Linked DNA regions of Homo sapiens: regions 1, 3 and 4 are each linked to region 2. Evidence: chromatin contacts called from ENCODE Hi-C data. All regions are on one chromosome and are shown on one strand. Each heading gives the region's core, a stretch centred on a gene start or an enhancer-like site at or near the end of the contact. The rest is flanking DNA. Distances are from core to core; before and after follow the strand shown. Region 1 holds the start of MOB1B (MOB kinase activator 1B). Region 2 holds the start of YTHDC1 (YTH N6-methyladenosine RNA binding protein C1). Region 3 has its middle 12 kb from the start of RUFY3. Region 4 overlaps RUFY3 (RUN and FYVE domain containing 3).

Region 1 (3,005 bases), core at 330-2,829, 2.6 Mb before region 2:
TTATAAAATCACCCAGTCCTGTCATCTAGCCCTATGCCAATCCGACAAACTCAGAATCAACTTCTAGGAGGAGCCTAAGAAATCCCTTTCCGTTTAAAGGTTTTAGGCAAGTTGACACAAGCCAGGTCCCCTATGCATATTGGAAATATCAAGTCTGCCCCTAGGTCAGCCTTGTTCAGTTTTGCTTAAACACCCTAAAAAAAAAAATTCTAGATGTGAGCATGTGAAAATAAGAGTGAATTAAATTCTCAGTATTCAGACGTCAATGTAATGACTAAAAATTATTAGGCAAGGAAAGAAGAGAAATCTTAAGAAAATATCCTTTAAATGCTAATTTCTCCACAACAGTAAAACAGTATATGGGTGAGTTTCAACTTCTAAGTTTTTTATTAGTTTTCTAAACACAGACTAAACATGGAATGAGTGCATCACAACGAAGCCTTCAAAGGAGTTATTCCTCAGGCTGTAACCCCTGTTTTCAGAGGACCTGAGGCTTATCTACTGCCTCCATATCCACATCTGGCCATCCCATCCTTCTGCCCTTCCCCCTCCACGTTCCCCTCCACTCGTCTGGAACAAACGATAAGTAAGTGAAATAATGACCAGCACTAAACATGACGCCAAAGTTGGCATTTACAAATGATTTTCAAAACAACTCCCCAGTGGACCTAATCAACCTAGGCAGGGCACACTATCCAAAACCTATTTGCTGGTTGTCTAAAAAGATAAAACTCATCCTCTTCAGGGAAGTCCTCTGGGAGGAAGGGCGCCTCTAGGAAGCAAGGGGGCGGCTCCAGACCCCTTTCTCAGGGACCCCCGTCTGTGTCCAAGGGATCCCGACCCGCAAGTAGCCTTGTTTCAGTGTTACATCTACAGAACTTGTCATCCCAACTTCCCAGCCCTAAGACGAGAGAGGAAGTTAAAAGGGTCCTGGGATGACAGGGGAAAGTACGACAGTCTTATCTTCTGTGCTTGGGACCCAGAAAAGAGCAATGGGCAGCCGCGACGGAGCCATTCAACCGAGCACCGCTTGGATACGGATTGTGCAGGCGAGTGGGAGATACCCACGAGAAGCGCACAAACAAGCCCGGGAATGCGAGCGAAGGCAGAGACGGGGGTGATGAAGGAATCCAGGCGCTGGCCCCGGGGTGTGCCGGGGGGGAAGAACCTCCTCAGGGCTGCAGGAGCCCACGAGTACTCGAAGCCCTATGGGGAGGCGGCGGTTAGGTAGTCCGAGCGCTCCGCGCAGTCCCGGGGCCCCGCTTGGTGGTGACGCCGGGCCCCGGGAGCGCTGGGCCAGGAGGGTCGGGACGAGGGCGGGCGACGGGCGGCGGGCGGCGGGCGGGGGCCCAGGTCCACCCGAACAAAGCCGGCGCGTGCGGGGCCTGGCTACTCACAACAAGAAGCTCATGTTGGCCGCGGGGCAGGCTGCAGGCTCGGCGGTCGCGAGGCCTCGGAGCGGCGTGGGCCAGGAAAGAAGAGGAAAGGCGAATGGAACAGGAGACAGGGAGGCGGAGGAGGAGGTGCCGAGAGCCGGCTGCTCGGTGGCCGCAACTAGTTCGGCTCAGCTAGTTCCAATGGCAGGGGGAGGGGGCGGAAGTGGGTAGCGCTCGTCTTGAATCACTCCAGGGGAGGGGAAGGAAAGGGAGGCGGGGCAGGCTCTCCGCGAGCCCCTCCCCAGCTCCCCGCCGCCCCCACCTCACGAGCTCTCGCGATAGCGGTGCAAGCCCACCCCGGCCCTCCGGCTGCGGCATGGGGACTCTCACCTTCTGGTCTCCTCTGCTGCTAGGGACGACGCCCAGCGTGTGCGCCGCGGCTGCCCGGCCCCCCTGTCCACCCGGTTAGGAGTCATGGCAGAGCTCTCGGAGCCGCTCAGCTGGGCTCCAGAGGTCAGGGAGGAAGTGGGCTTCAGCTCGGGGATGTCAAGGTCCCGCAGTGAGGGATGGAATTACCACCGGAGTTAGGCCCACCGTGAGTGTCCGGCCAAGGGCGGTGAAAGGTAATGGCATCTCTCAGTTCACCACGGAACCCAGCATGATAGGGTGGTCATCGGTGTAACCACTTAGGGGGCCAAAGCTTGTAAGCATTCTAATGCACAGAACATCCTAGAAGCTAGAAGCTATTCAGACCCACTTACAAAGGGACTTTTATTCTCACAGGGTTATGGGGCCCAGGGCAAGCCTTTATATTCTGTTTAAGAATCCTTCACATACCTTGAATATGTCACCACAGCATTACCAATTTAGGAGGGAAATACGGGTATCGAAGAGATGTCCGTCTTCTTTACTCACAACACCCATCAAATCTACAAGTTTTCAAAGAGAATCTGAGCAAAACAAATCATGTGCAGATATTAGCTCACCTTTGGCTTATCCCAAAGGGCAGAATACACTTTGAAGTAGGTGCAGATATGAAATGTATTATACTGCATATATGCACTATTATTTGGCACGTTGGTAAAGTGGTAAAAAAAAAAAAAAAAAAAAAAAAAAAAAAAAAAAAAAACGTTTTAGGCCGGGCGCAGTGGCTCATGCCTGTAATCCCAGCACTCTGGGAGGCCGAGGTGGGTGGATCACCTGAGGTCAGGAGTTCAAGACCAGCCAAAGTTCAAGACCATGGCCAAACCCCGTCTCTACTAAAAATACAAAAATTAGCCGGGCATGGTGGCACACACTTGTAATCCCAGCTACTCGGGAGGCTGAGGCAGGAGAATTGCTCCAACCCAGGAAGCAGAGGTTGCAGTGAGCCAAGATCATGCCACTACACTCCAGCCTGGGTGACAGAGTTAGACTCCGTCTCAAAAAAAAAATTTTTTAATAGAAGAAAATACTAGAATCTTGCACTATCTCAGGAACAGCAGAGGTTACTGGAATGAGAAAACTTACAGACTCAAAAGATTACCAGATCAGGATAAATAGCTAATGCATGCAGAGCTTAATACCTAGGTGATAAGTTGATAGGTTCAGCACACCACCATGGCACACACGTTTACCTATGTAACAAAC
Region 2 (3,251 bases), core at 191-2,690:
GTGTGTGTGTGTGTGTTTGTGGCGTGTGCGTGTTCGTATATTCAAATTAGTGTTCAATTAAGGTCCTAGAAATGGGGCCACTCCTGGTGGCTTCACACCTGTAATCCCGCACTTTGGGAGGCCGAGGTGGGAGGATTGCTGGAGCCCAGGATTTAGACACTAGCCTGGGCAAGATGGCTAGGTGTTAGCCATCTTGCGGAGATGGTATATCTCCACAAAAAATGCAAAAAATGTGTCGGATGTGGTGGAGCATGCCTGTAGTTCCAGCTACCTGGGAGGTTAAGGTGGGAGGATCACTTGAGCCCAAGGTTGCAGTGAGCCATGATCACACCACTGCACTCCAGCCTGTGTCACAGTGAGACCACGTCTCAAAAAAAAAGAGGTACCACATTCTAGACTTCTAGACTACTTGTCTTTCCCTGAATATGCAGTTAGTTTGCCAGTTTGTCTTCATATCACGAAGTTACTTAGTTACCTTTTTCAGATTTTTCTTTCCCTTATAACTCAGTTATAGTTCAAGGAAGCAAAATTAGATTGTTTCCGTTGGACAATGAATCTTAAGCAAGTTTCTCTTGCAGATTTTACCACACTATGTAGTTATGTATCTACTGGTCATTTATTCTGTAGTTTCGATTCCTCGATGGTCTGCTTAAATCAATTTTGTGCCCCAGGGCCTTGATAACATGTTTAAATTAGTTATTAATTACAAAGACCTATTATGATACAATTCTTTCCCCAATTAAAAACAAAACTAGGCCGGGCGTGGTAGCTCACGCCTGTAATCCCAGCACTTCATCCTGGCCAACATGGTGAAATCCCGTCTCTACTAAAAATAAAAAAATTAACTGGGCGTGGTGGCGGGCGCCTGTAGTCCCAGCTACTCAGGAGGCAGAGCCAGGAGAATCGCTTGAACCTGGGAGGCGGAGGTTGCGGTGAGCCGAGATCGCGCTGCTGCACTCCAACCTAGCGACAGAGCGAGACTCCGTCTCAAAACAAACAAAAACTAGCAGGCTTTTGTGACTACAAACAAGCTGGTTGCATGCTGCACTGCCTTTGGGTAAGAGTGGAACTCCAACTAAGAAAGTACATCTGGTAAACATAAGGGATTCACCCAGACTTGTCCTAAATAAGACTCCGATTACCCGAACTGAATCAGGAGTCCTTTAGAGCGACTCTAGCTAAGAAGGCCTGTTAGGCCCTGCACTAAGAGTTTCAGGTGGGAAAATTGCGCCATCCAGTTATAGGCCGTACAGCGGGAACTCCATGAACAACCTGGGTAACCTAATCCCTGAATAAGACTCCTTCCAGGTACCAGTGGGCTGAGGGCGGCAGGGCGACGCGCTGACGTCACGTCACGTTCCTTTGCACGTCCCCGCCTCCCCGCCCCTCTCCGCACTGTGACGTTCCCAGAGAGGAACGAAGCGTAAACAGCGCAGGGCATTTCGGGAGCGGGATTGTTTCGCGCAGGAAGCAGGCTCCATTTTAGCGCCGCCCGCCGTCGCCATCTGTTTCCCTTCCCTCCCCCATACCTAGCCCGAGTCTGAGCCCTAACGAGAAGGCTGGGCCTAGGCCGCTGGATGCTGGAGTGAAAGGAAGGGAGAAAGGGAAAAAGCGGGAAGAGTCGAGAAGGCTGAGTGTTAAGAGGCCAAGTGCGACGCGCGTATCCGGGCAGACGGACTGACGGACGGGCCCGTGCTTCTGCCGCGGCTGCGGCGCCCGCGCGAGTCGCGTCTAAGCGGCGGCGGCGGTGGCAGCGGCGGAAACCGAAGGGGAGCCATGGCGGCTGACAGTCGGGAGGAGAAAGGTTAGTGCGGAGAAAGATGACGGGCCGAGGCGAGGCTGGGGCCCGGGAGTGGGGTGATGGAGCAGTGGTCGTCGTTGGGGGTGGGGGGTGGGGGTTGGGGAGGTTAGCTGGCCTCGCGAGGAGCCGGTGGCCCCCACCGAGACACTTAGACTCTGGCGGAGACCAGGCCTGCCCTTTCGTCCTCAGTCTCCATATGGCCTAGCACTTCATCTCAGTAGGGTTTTTCTTTGATGCGGATTTCACGCTTGACTTTCCGTTTAGCTGTCTTGGGCTGAGAGGGGCCCTTTCTGAGTTGCAAGCTCCTAGGTTTATTTCCTGGTAGGATCATGCGGATGTAACGCGTATTTTCAGGACAACCATTTCTGTTAGGCTAAAATTTGAAAACCCCTAATGCCGCGATCAACACTGGTGGTGTGGTAAGTGAGCAAGTTTAGGAAGTGGCACTGGCAGGTTATTAATCTTGAGAAATATCTGCAAATAACTTCTGGCTGTTCCTGTTAAATAGGCAAAGTGAATTACCCGTTTTGTTCCTCGAATACTTATTTTGGAAAAACATAGTACTTGGAAAAAGGAATACTTAGTTTGGAAAGATGACTGTGTGACTTAGGCTGGCAAAGAAATCCTGGGTGCTATTATGTTAGAAAAACCGTGTGTAGCTCCCAGAGGGTACAGTCAGAAACAAATGAATGCAAGTTACAGAGAGTTGGAGGGATAAATTTCAGTGAAATGTAGAGAGAACTGACGTTGCTGTAATGGAAAGATAGTAATACTAAGTTCCCAAGCCCTAGAGATATTAATGTAGGTCCTAGATCAGTGTCTCTCTGGAGAGTGGTCTAGATTAAATGCTGCTTTAAGATCTTTTTCAACCCTAAGATTAACATAATAGTCTTGGAAAGATTATAGTTAAAAATATGACACGGTCGCTGCTCTGTGTCTCACACATCTCTTCTGTGTGCCTAATTGATTTGGGGTTTTTTTGTCGGGGGTTGTTAAGTGGGCTCTAGAGTCAAGTTACATTAGGCGTGTAATCCTTTTTTCTTAATTTTTCTGGTTTCTGCATCAGGAGAGTCTTCATGCTTCAATGAACTGCCCTAGGTTAGGGACAAGCTGGGAAAGTGGAATGGGTGGGAATACTTTTAAGATACTGCCCTTATCCTAAAGTAGTTCTTTGATTAGGTTATAGCAGTTTAATGTTCCATCCTTAAACTAAATGCTAAAAAATCTCCCTGGGCCTTTTTTTTTTTTTTTTTTGAGAAATCCAGAAGTAATGGGAACATAGGATTGTATGGTGTTAGTGAGTAAAGGAAAATGCTTTTAATTAGTTAACTCAGTTATTAAAATACATGATCTTAATTAGTAAGTATTCAGCAAACATCTGATTGTCTTTCTAATTTATGAACTGTGGATATGGGAGTCTGTAGTGGTTGTGGTGGGCGAAATGAACCAA
Region 3 (2,889 bases), core at 263-2,762, 2.4 Mb before region 2:
GCAGGAGGATCACCTGAGCCCAGGAGTCCAAGACCAGCCTGGGCAACACAGTGAGACCTCATCTCTTTTTTAAAAAAATTGTTTATTTTCACTTTGGCTCTTCTTTGACATACTTCTTTTTTTTTTTTTTTTTTTTTTTTTTTCCAGACGGAGTCTTGCTCTGTGGCCCAGGCTGGAGTGTAGTGGCGGATCTTGGCTCACTGTAACCTCTGCCTCCTGGGTTCAAGCGGTTCTCCTGCCTCAGCTTCCCCAGTAGCTGGGATTACAGGCGTGCACTACCATACCTGGCTAATTTTTTTGTATTTTTAGTAGAGACGGGGTTTCACCATGTTGGCCAGGCTGGTCTTGAACTCCTGACCTCAAGTGATCCGCCTGCCTTGGCCTCCCAAAGTGCTGGGATTACAGGCATGAGCCACCATGCCTGGCCCATTGACATATCTCTTTATATAAATTAAAAATTTTAATAAATAAAACAAAAAACATGTGTTCAATTCCTGACCAGGTATACTGTTTTCTTTTTCTTTTTTTTTGTTTTTTGAGATGGAGTTTCACTCTTGTTGCCCAGGCTGGAGTACAATGGCGCAATCTCGGCTCACCACAACCTCTACCTCCCGGGTTCAAGTGATTCTCCTGCCTCAAACTCCTGAGTAGCTGGGATCACAGGTGTGCGTCACCATGCCCAGCTAATTTTGTATTTTTAGTAGAGACAGGGTTTCTCCATGTTGGTCAGGTTGGTCTCGAACTCCCGACCTCAGGTGATCCGCCTGCCTTGGCCTCCCAAAGTGATGGGATTACAGGCGTGAGCCACCGCACCCGACCTTTACTGTTTTCTAGAGTACTACTAAACAATTAAAAAAGAAGAGAGACAATAACAGAAATGTCCACAGAGGAAAAACTAAAATATATATATTTTACACAAACACATATACAATCTACACATACATACATGCATGCATGCAATATATATGATATATACATATCTGTATACTTGTGTGTGTATATATGTTAATGAAACTGCAAGCATAAATTTTCTCCCCTTAAACACTAATTCCTGGGTTTACATGTATATTTCGAACCTCCTTCCCCATACAATGGATTTTTCAAGTGCATCTGTCAGAGACAAAGGCTTCTAGGTACCTCATTCTCTGCACTATCCGGGGCTTAATCATGGCACTCGCTGTTAAGTATACTCAACTTTGTAGTGGGTAGTCATAGTAACGCTGCCAGTCCTTTTCAAGATTCTTTTTCTTCTATTCCTCTTCTAGCCTTCCTCCTATCTCAAAACAGCACTTAAAAATACAGAAAGCTGCTACTTGGTGAGTGGGACACTTTTTTGGACACTGCCTTAACTGGGAGAGAAAAGACAAGGGCAAGGATGTGGGCTATTTGCATAGCATTGCCTTGAACAATGTTTGCCGTAGTTGTGGGAGTTGGAAGGAGAAAAGAATAACTAAATAGAAGCTGTTAACTGTGCAAACAGCAGGGTGACTCTTCCAACCAACACTAAAGGGAAGCCATCTTTTGTCTATCCTGTCCATTCACAAGACGATCTCTAACGGCAGGATGGAAAAGGAAAGCATTAAAAGTATTACACCATGGCCTGCAAGCAGATCCTCCTTACAAATTGTAGTTGCTGAGAAACTGGCATGGAAGGTCATACATACACCAAGAGGATAAAGCCACCACGAAATATAAAAACATACATGTCTGTAAATGCATGAAAAAGTTCAGGATGAAAACTCCCCAAACTCAAAAGTGGGCATCCTCCAATAAGGAACCGGGGAGAGGGTGCTGGAGGTCCACAAAGAGGAAAGTTCACTTTGTAACTGTACTTATGTATTATGAAACATTTAAACAATGAGCATAGATTCATGTATTACTTGTACATTTATAAAATCAAATTTTAAAAGGCATGGCAGAGAGTTTTATGAGATTTAAAGTTAGAAGTATAAAAACCTAGCAGATTACCAGCACTCAAAGACTCAGAAAGAGACATAATCCTCAACAAGGCACATCAGAAGTCTCCTTTCACACTGCATTGAAGCAGATTGATTTCATGGATATTATATCCTGCAAGATTTTGGAACAAAACAATTCATGTGACAAACCCTGAAAAGTTTAGGCTACCTTCTATTTACAAACTTTTTTTTGAAACAGCATCTCGCTCTATTACCATGACTGGAATACAGTGGTGTGATCACGACTCACTGCATCCTCAACTTCCCAGACTCATGCCATCCTCCCACCTCAGACTCCTGAGTAGTTGGCACCAGAGGCATGTGCCACCATACCCAGCTAACTTATTTTTAATTTAAAAAATTTTTTTTTTGTAGAGACAGAGTCTGCTTATGTACAGGCTGGTCTCCAATTCCTGGGCTCAAGTGATACTCCTGCCTAGGCCTCCCAAAGTGCTGGGATTGCAGGCTTGAGCCACCGTTCCAGTCTCACACATTTTTGCTATTCTTCAGCACTGTTATTTAAAAACAGAGCTTCTGAACTCAAATGTAAAATTTAATTTTTAAAACCTCTAAGTACACTCAAGATTTCTAAAATAAAAAGATAATACCACCTTAATACACAGTCTTTCAAAGCTATAATATTTTATATACTTTTAGCAAATACATTACTGAGAGTTAAAAATTGGGTTGCTAAAGAGGCAGATGCCAGTCATCGTAATATTCACTAGGCATTGAGGTTGAGTCCATGTACCATTCTCGTAATTAAGAAGTCTTTTAAAAACTGTTTGGGGCCAGGTGTGGTGGCTTACACCTGTAATCCCATCACTTGTGAGGCCGAGGAGGGTGGATCACTTGAGTCTAGTTCGAGAGCAGCCTGGCCAACATGGTCTCTACTAAAATACAAAAAAAAAAATAGCTGGGGTGGTGGTGC
Region 4 (3,279 bases), core at 688-3,187, 2.4 Mb before region 2:
AGAAGTATGGAAGAACATAACATACACAGAAGAAAAACAACACTGAAAAAATGCCAGGGGTTTAAGTATTAGAGATGAGACAAGAGAAAGAGACAAGGGCAGACTGCTAAGGACCTTGTTTAAGGAGTACAGATTTCACCTTAAAGTCAGTGAAGACTTTAACGTGGGATGTGATGTCACAAATTTGAATTTTAGAGAAGCCATTCTTGCATCCTTTTGGAAGATGATTGGAAGGGTGCATGAACTCAAAGCTGAGGGGCAAGTAAGGGTCTACTGCAATGGCAGAGGAAAATAAATAATAAAGGGTAGAACTAGAGCAGTGGGGCTGTATGGAGAAGAGGGAGTCAGCATGGAGAGACATTCTGGGGTAGAACGTTAGCATTTCATAGCTTGACTATCTGGACATAGTCAAGGAGAATGGAGAGTAACTTCCCTATTTGTAGTTTTGGCGATTAGATGGACGATGGTGCAGATCACATTGGTGGGGAATACAGCAAGAGCACTGGACTAAAGAAATCATGTGGAAGTGACTATAGTTAAAATAATACATTATGTTGACTGGTTCTCAAATCAATGTTCTTTTTTTCCTTTTTTTTTTTTTCGAGACAGAATCTCGCTCTGTCACCCGGGATGGAGTGCAGAGGCGTGATCTCAGCTCACTGCAAGTTCCGCCTCCCAGGTTCACGCCATTCTCCTGCCTCAGCCTCCTGAGTAGCTGGGACTACAGGCACCTGCTGCCACGCCCGGCTAACTTTTTGTATTTTTAGTAGATACGGAGTTTCACTGTGTTAGCCAGGATGGTCTTGATCTCCTGACCTCGTGATCCGCCCGCCTCAGTGTCCCAAAGTGCTGGGATTACAGGCATGAGCCACCGTACCCGACCTCAATGTTCTTTCAAAAAGCATGTGATTCTTCACTGTATCTCTTCAAGACTGCTAATTTCCATATAAGGGTATTTTAATAAACTTTACAGAGTCATGTAGCTCATTTAGTTAATAGTGATGATAAAAGTGATCTGAAGTCATATAGCTAACAGTGACAGTGAGTCATATTGTTCTGAAAACAAATCATGTCACCAAGGTGCCATTTTATCTTCTTATAATGCAATGACTAATGTTCATACAGCAAAATCTTGAAATGTTTTCTAAATAATTGAAGGAAAAGAAAGATATATTTAATATTAGTATTAAGTATGTTATATGCAATTCTTGGCAGAGAATAATTGATATTAATATGTAGCACAATCATAGTTATTCTTCAGAATTTTCTTATTATCTAACAGATTAAAGCTTTTATCTTATATAAGAAACAAAATGGTTATCACACAGAAGACTTTTCAAAGATGTGTAAAAGCTTTTGGCTGGGCGCAGTGGCTCACGCTGGTGGCTCACGCGGTGGCTCAGGGAGGATCATCTGAGGTCAAAAGTTTGAGACCAGCCTAGCCAACACAGTGAAACCTCGTCTTTACTAAAAATACAAAAATTAGCTGGGCATGGTGGCAGGCGCCTGTAATCCCAGCTACTAGGGAGACTGAGGCAGGAGAATCGCTTCAACCCGGGAAGCGGAGGTTGCAGTGAGCCAAGATCACACCACTGCATTCCAGCCTGGGAGATAGAGTGATACCCCCGTCTCAAGAAAAAAAGAAAAAAAAAAAAGCTTTAATATGAGATTAAAAACAACAAACTAACAGAAACATATAGAAAGAAAAGCTTACTCTATGTTGGGAATGACTGAAGAACAATAATTTTAAATAAATCTATTTTGAACTTTTGCAATAATTGTTCTTAGAGTATAAAACTGGACAGAAAATGAGTCCTTGATTGTGAAAGAAAGAAGTGAAAGTACTAAAAAGACCTTAGCGTATAAAACTGGACAGAAAATGAGTCCTTAATTGTGAAAGAAAGAAGTGAAAGTACTGAAAAAGACCTTGTAATAAAACACCATTTAGTTAGCCTGATGACACTTATTTGTATGAGACAATCATGAACTTTTATTCTATCCTCATTTACAAAAAAAAAAAAAAATTATAATAGAGTCTTAGGACCCTTAGAATATCTATATATCTATATCCATAACTATATCTATCTATTCTTAATGGCGTCTCAGGTATCATATTTCTACTCAATAATAAGAAAATTTACTTAAGTAACATTTTCTCTGGATTGAAATCTGTTAAAGGGGTTAGTCAAAAAAATTAACCAGCCAGGCTTGGTGGCTCACACCTGTAATCCCAGCACTTTGGGAGGCCGAGGCAGGTGGATTACCTGAGGTCAGGAGTTCGAGACCAGCCTGGCCAACATGGGGAAGCCCCATCTCTACTAAAAGTACAAAAGTTAGCTGGGTGTGGTGCCAGGCACCTGTAATCCCAGCTACTCAGGAGGCTGAGGCAGGAGAATCACTTGAACCCGGCAGGCAGAAACTGCAGTGAGCCAAGATTGTGCCATTGCACTCCATCCAGCCTGGGCGACAACAGCAAAACTCCATCTCGAAAAAAAAAAAAAAATTAACCATAAATTTACTTGTCCTCATTGCTACCTTTTCTTGGTAACAGTATAATCAATGATGAACTTCACTGAGTTAGGACTTGTCATCAGAAAGGATTAATATACTCATCCATGGAGCCAATTAACCTATTATATGACTTCAGGCAAGAAATCTCACCCCTTTGAAGCTTCAATTTCCTCATCAGTAAAATGAGAGGGTTGGGCTTGTTCAGTTTTTTCCCTTGGAAACCATGCACATTCATAATAGTCATAATGACATATAGCAGCACTGATTCTCAAAGGGAGAGACATATTAATATACCTGGAACCAGAGAAATGACATGTTCTGTTTGGAAAATCCCACAAATGATTGATACCAAATGAACTAGATCCTTTCTACTCTCTGGTCTCAGAACATCAACACTGGCATAACCAGGAAAGCTTTTAGACAAGGGAAGCTGTAGACTTCAACACTACCACTGAATCAGGTTTTGCACTTTAACTAGATCCCCAAGCAATCTGTATGTGCATTAAAGTTTGAGAAGCACTGGCCTAGATCACTCTCCTAGCTAGCATATTATAATTCCATGATTTCACAGTTGGCTTCATCAAGGGCAACCAACATACATGTATATAAGTAGAAAGCCCTAGGAGGAAGGAAATAATAAAGATTAGATCAGAAATAAATTAAAAAGCAAAAACAACTACTGAGAAAAATCAATAAAATCCAAAGTTGGCTCTTTGACAAGATTAACAATACTGACATTTAGCTAGACTGATCAGTAGAAAAGGGAGA

Evidence for each region. Hi-C counts contacts between places; a loop is a spot of excess contacts on that map. Pooled maps may share reads with other maps.
Region 1: a loop to region 2 is called in a pooled map, with 8 times the contacts of the local background. The contact joins the promoter of MOB1B here to the promoter of YTHDC1 in region 2. A Hi-C loop is called at or near these places in 5 of 50 pooled maps.
Region 3: a pooled map shows a loop between it and region 2 (2.6-fold over the local background). The contact joins the enhancer-like site here to the promoter of YTHDC1 in region 2. A Hi-C loop is called at or near these places in 7 of 50 pooled maps.
Region 4: a pooled map shows a loop between it and region 2 (6-fold over the local background). The contact joins the enhancer-like site here to the promoter of YTHDC1 in region 2. A Hi-C loop is called at or near these places in 2 of 50 pooled maps.

Annotation. Positions count from the first base shown.
Region 1 is chr4:70,900,943-70,903,947 of GRCh38, reverse strand. MOB1B (MOB kinase activator 1B) reads right to left here and starts at 1,579. Exons shown (of 6, transcript NM_173468.4): 1 at 1,398-1,579. The coding sequence starts at 1,411. It overlaps LOC124900711 (a long non-coding RNA gene), which reads left to right and starts at 1,717. Exons shown (of 2, transcript XR_007058132.1): 1 at 1,717-1,999. RefSeq lists silencers at 1,250-1,299, 1,610-1,759.
Region 2 is chr4:68,348,279-68,351,529 of GRCh38, reverse strand. YTHDC1 (YTH N6-methyladenosine RNA binding protein C1) reads left to right here and starts at 1,440. Exons shown (of 17, transcript NM_001031732.4): 1 at 1,440-1,804. The coding sequence starts at 1,777. RefSeq lists an enhancer at 1,492-2,071.
Region 3 is chr4:70,708,319-70,711,207 of GRCh38, reverse strand. It overlaps a transcript of RUFY3 not described here. Among named protein-coding and RNA genes, the nearest start is that of RUFY3, 12 kb to the left of the region's middle. Within about 2 kb of position 1,512, at least 2 of the 41 ENCODE cell types and tissues checked have a DNase peak (open chromatin) inside an H3K27ac peak, as active enhancers do.
Region 4 is chr4:70,753,274-70,756,552 of GRCh38, reverse strand. The region is part of intron 1 of RUFY3 (RUN and FYVE domain containing 3); the gene reads right to left. Among named protein-coding and RNA genes, the nearest start is that of RUFY3, 33 kb to the right of the region's middle. Within about 2 kb of position 1,937, at least 3 of the 41 ENCODE cell types and tissues checked have a DNase peak (open chromatin) inside an H3K27ac peak, as active enhancers do.